Regions from separate parts of the Homo sapiens genome. Here region 2 is linked to region 1. A link is an interaction called in ENCODE POLR2A ChIA-PET data of the cell type or tissue named here. Cell type or tissue: B cell. All regions are shown on one strand.

Region 1 (2,500 bases):
CAGCCTCCCAAAGTACTGGGATTACAGGTGTGAGCCCCCCTGCCTGGCAAAGCCCTCTGCTCTTGACTGAACCCTCCTACTGAATGTGCTGTTTCTTATTCCTTTGATAGTGACTTGAATGTTTCTTCTTCTGTGATTTAGTTTGTTACTTGTTTCCTGTATTCTCCACTCTACCATAAGCTTCCTGAGGGGCGCCCTCTTCCTTGGTATTGTGGACTCTCAGCAATTAAACTGCATCTGATGCACACAGGATGCTCCCCATGGCACGACTGTCCTCCTCCATCTGCATCCTCTGAGTCCCACACTTCAGCCCCCTTGCCTTATAATAAAATTTGTTCTCTTATTTCCAGAATACTAAAAATGATGAGTATTCAATACCAAATATGTTGTTTTAGTCATTCCTCACAGCAGCCCTTCAAGGCAGGCATGATTACTGCCTCATTTTACAGTTGGAGACATGCAACTTCAGGGAACCACACAGGTAGCTGATTACAGTGAGGTTCCAACTCAGGTTCTAACTCCAAAGCCTGTGTTCTCTGCATTATACCTGCCTGCCTCTCTCTCTGAAGACTTAAGAGCTCAGAGGCATGAAAGAAACTAGCACGTTGTATGTTTCAGGAGTTCATTGTGATCCTTTCTCCTCCAAACACCCGCGGTACTACATGTTGTTACCCATCAAGACAGCCACCATACAGTAGCTAATTTTTCATTTTCCTGTGGGTATAACTCATTTTCTCCGAAAGAGGGTAACATTACTGGGAGCTGGGACTTTTGAACTCCTAATGGGCGCTGAATAAAACCTTTTGATTTAGATCTGGCAGAGGCATTGGGTGGAAGGACTTCCCTCGCCTTTGATCTTGGCATCAAGGAGGCCTCCCGCAAATGCCTCTGGTGGCATACAGTTCTGTCTGAGATGGACTGACACAGAATTGGCCCTTTGGCAATGTTTATTACAGTCTTACATACCACAGCCATTAGGTGTCCCCTTGTTGGGGGGCGGCGGGAGTGCTGGATTTTTGCCCTGTCTCGAGTGGGATGGGCAAGATAGCTGTCCTCCTCAACGGTGACCTGAAGAGATGTACTGTGAATCATGAGTGCTCTTCAGCGACTCGCTGTCCCAACCCAGCATCCCGAGGCCTGAACATGTGCCCACTCCATTCACTGCTTCTGAATGGGCAAGGGGATTTACTGGACACGAAGGGGGCTCTTTAAGCTGACCCAAGGCTGGCTCCCCCATCATGAAGCGGGGAAGAGGAGGTGTCAGATGAGACTTGGAGAGAAGGTAGAAAGAGATCAGGGCTTTTAAAAGGGTGGTAAAGAAGTAGAGCTGGTGGAGGAGCGAGTAAACGGGGCCTGCACAATCCTCCCCCTTCAGTGGGTCACAGCTGTTCCCTCTGCCCCAGCGTTCCTCCCTCTCCCCACAGTGAGCCCCCTGACCTCATCCAAGATACGGTTCTTGGCTCGGGTGATGGCAGAGTTGAGGGCATTGATCCACGATTCCTTCTCTTCTGGACTCACTGCCAGGAAGATCAGGTTGGGTGCCTGTGAGGGGAAGATTCCTGTTTCAGCCAGGGTTTTAGAGGTGGTGCCTCACCTTGACAATGAAGAAATAAGAGATTATAATCTCACTTTCTTAGACCTAGCTCCAGGAAGGAGAGATATTCTGCTTCCAGAGTCATCCATAACTTAAGGAAACCCAGCTTCTATTCCTGCAAAATGCATAGCTAGGAGGTTGTTTTAGAAATGACCAAGGAGGAGCTAAGAAGGATACTGAATATTAGTATGGTATTAGAGATAATTAGAGGAAGTCTGATGAAGGATAGGTATTAAAATACAAATCTTTCAATGTTTGAAGAAATAGAATGTGACAGGAATAACTTCCCTGGGTTCCCTCAGACAAGATGAATTAGATTCAGAACTTCAACCACCTATCAGGGTACAAGGACAGGGATTTTCTTCTAAGGGATGTAAATATGCACATGTGTGGATGTGTGTGTATAAGACAGAGAAAAATAAAGAGATATATAGAGAGATGATCTTTGTGGCTGAACAGGTTAAAGGGTGGCCTGCCTGGAAAGAAGGAAATGGCTACAATATTCTCAGGTGAAATGATAAAAGCCAGCAGGAGAGCAATTCAGGGAATCTGAACCAAGATTGCTGAGAGAGAAACTGAGGGGAAGGAGTTCTCCCCTGCCCCCTCCAACCCTGTCCATGTTCCAGCAGCCAAGGTGGCAGGAGAAACATACCGTGTTACCGGGCTGTTTGGAGTGGGCAAGAGTAAACTTGCTATGATTTTTCTTGCTCCTGCTCTTGGACTTCCGGAGCTCTTCACACTTCTCATAGTCACTCAGGTCAAATACCTCTTGAATATTTTTCTCATCTTTTACCTAGGGGAGGGTTGGGGTGAGGTGAGGAGGATAAAATTATTTAGCCCCTCCACCCAGACTGTTAGTTTAGATCATCTTGGGAAACAGAGGAAGCCTGAGGAGAGGGAGGCACG
Region 2 (2,500 bases), 330 kb before region 1:
GCCACCATGCCCGGCTCAAAATAGGAATCTTAACCTAACTCTGTCCCACAACTGACCGATAGCAGCTTCAGTCCTCCAATCTGTCCAGTATGCCGAAGGTGGGGGCCCTGGCAAAGGTCAACCAATGTGCCACACCTAGGAGAAAGAAGAGGCCAGTTAGTGATTTTCAGAATCTTCAGCTTCTAGCTTTCTCCCTCTCATGGTCTTTAGCTGACAGAAGAGGTGAAGAGAAAGGAACTGTCCTACTGAGAGAGGGCAATGGCAGATAAAAATCAATTCCCTGGCAGGGCGCGGTGGCTCATGTCTATAATCCCAGAACTTTGGGAGGCCAAGGTGGGTGGATCACGTGGTCAGGAGTTCGAGACCAGCCTGGACAATATGGTGAAACCCCGTCTCTACTAAAAATATAAAAATTAGCTAGGCATGGTGGTGCATGCCTGTAGTTCCAGCTACTCGGGAGGCTGAGGCAGAAGAATTGTTTGAACCCGGGAGGCAGAGATGCAGTGAGCCGAGATCGCGCCACTGCATTCCAGCCTGGGTGACAGAACAAGACTTCATCTCAAAAAAAAAAAAAAAAAAAAAAACTAGCCAGGCATGGTGGCACATGCCTGTAATCCCAGCCACTCTGGAGGCTAAGGCAGGAGAATCACTTGAACCCAGGAGGCGGAGGTTGCAGTGAGCCGAGATCGTGCTACCGCACTCCAGCCTGGGAGACAGACCAAGACTCCGTCTCAAAAAAAGAAAAAAAAAAAATCAATTCCCATTCCCATTTCTTTTTCTGGAGCAACACAAATTACCTTCTATCTTTCTTCCCTTATCGCATTTCTGGCCTTCTTCAATGCTTCCCCACCTCTCTGTTTGCCTTAATCTTGACAACTCTTACCCATATACTGTTGCTGTTGGACCTGTCACTTTCTCCTCAATCAAGTGAAGCTTAAAGGGGTTATCCTGGAAAAAGGTAGAAGGGAGATTGAAGAAAAGTGTTTATTCCCACAAAGATGTCCTGGAAGAGCCACCTCTTCCCTCCACCCCACCTTGAACAACTGGCGAAGCTGATCCCGTGAAGCCTCTAGCCTCCGGAAGGGTCGAGCAGCAGCTGTAAGTTCCTGGCAAATCCGCTCCAAAACAGGCAGCTCTGAGCCCCGGATTGTCCTGGAAAGAGGAGAATTGGTTGGGTTGCATCCTATGAGGTGCATCAATCACCTGGGTGACACACCTGTTGGCTAGCGGGTAAGGTCCTGTCCTTCAAGAGAAATCTAGAGTTATAGGCAAAGACAGACAAACTCAGAGAAAATATAAATAGGATATCAGGTAACAGATATTACAGCTGGAGAAAAAGCTCTATGCATGAAGTTAAAAGTTGAATGCAGGAAATCTGGATAGACAAAGTTAGAACAATAGTAATGAGGGCGATTAAGTAAAACTTGAATTTATGAAAGCTAACAAGTAACAAAGTAAGTTGTTTCTTCTTTTTCTTTTTGTTTTTTTTTTGAGAAAGTGTCTTGCTGTGTCACACAAGTTGGGTGCAGTGGTTAAGATCATGGCTCACCACAGCCTCAACCTCCCAGGCTCAAGTGATCCTTCCACCTCAGCCTCCCAAGTAGCTGGGACTACATGTGCACCAGCCAAGAAGGTAAATTTCAAGCAAAGTTAGAAGAGGGACATGGACTAGCACAGAAGGAGATACTAATGTCATAGTTGAGACCTAGAGAAACCCTTCTCCTCCAGCTTCCTCATCCAAATGGAGCATGCCCAAGGCCCCTGAAAAGAGCCTCAGAAACCATCCCAGAATCATTCTCCTCCTTCCTTTCATTACTCACCTCTCCTTTCCCAGGAAGAAATCATGGTAAAAGCCATATTCTGTACTTGGACCTCTGCAGAGAACAGCACCTAGGAATTGTTCAGCTGCTGCCCCCAGGACATGGGTGCTGGAGTGCCAGAACACCTGGGTTCACAAAAAAGGGGTTCACAAGTTCATAAACTTCTCCCTTAACCCCTAGATCTCTGAGCTCTTCCTCACAAAAGCTGGTAGGAAAGCCGGTATGGTTCTTCTAGGAATAACTACCACAAAATGGGGATCCTAGATTTTGGGGGTGACCACTAAAAAGTAACAAGCTTAAAAAAAAAGGCTGGGCACAGCAGCTCATGCCTGTAACCCCAACACTTCAGGAGGTCAAGGCAGGCGGATCATCTGAGGTCAGGAGTTCGAGGCCAGTCTGGCCAACATGGTGAAACCCTGTCTCTGCTAAAACATACAAAACTAGCCAGGCATGGTGGCGTGTGTCTGTAATCCCAGCTACTCAGGAGGCTGAGGCAGGAGAATCACTTGAACCCGGGAGGTGGAAGTTGCAGTGAACCAAGATCGCGCCACTGCACTCCAGCCTGGGTGACAGAGTGAGACTCCATCTCAAAAAAAAAAAAAAAAAAAAAAGACTGAATAGAAAAGAAAGAAGGCCAGTATTTTTTCTTCTTTCAGTGCATAGAAGCTCCAGCCCCACCC

What was found. Peaks named below come from ENCODE experiments on the same cell type or tissue, not always from the same donor. Only the 100,000 strongest peaks of a DNase experiment are listed, where the experiment ranks them.
Region 2: POLR2A ChIA-PET joins it to region 1 with 7 read pairs; 2 of 35 experiments call an interaction of 5 or more read pairs at or near these places.

Annotation. Positions count from the first base shown.
Region 1 is chr1:150,155,953-150,158,452 of GRCh38, reverse strand. PLEKHO1 (pleckstrin homology domain containing O1) reads right to left here. Exons shown (of 6, transcript NM_016274.6): 3 at 2,247-2,387; 4 at 1,438-1,542; 5 at 967-1,068. Among named protein-coding and RNA genes, the nearest start is that of LINC02988, 3.5 kb to the left of the region's middle. In B cell, no CTCF peak of the experiment used is centred here; no DNase peak of the experiment used is centred here; H3K27ac peaks cover 2,500 bases.
Region 2 is chr1:150,490,046-150,492,545 of GRCh38, reverse strand. TARS2 (threonyl-tRNA synthetase 2, mitochondrial) reads right to left here. Exons shown (of 18, transcript NM_025150.5): 4 at 1,821-1,945; 5 at 1,035-1,152; 6 at 884-948; 7 at 57-135. It overlaps MIR6878 (microRNA 6878), which reads right to left and starts at 201; the gene lies at 136-201. In B cell, no CTCF peak of the experiment used is centred here; no DNase peak of the experiment used is centred here.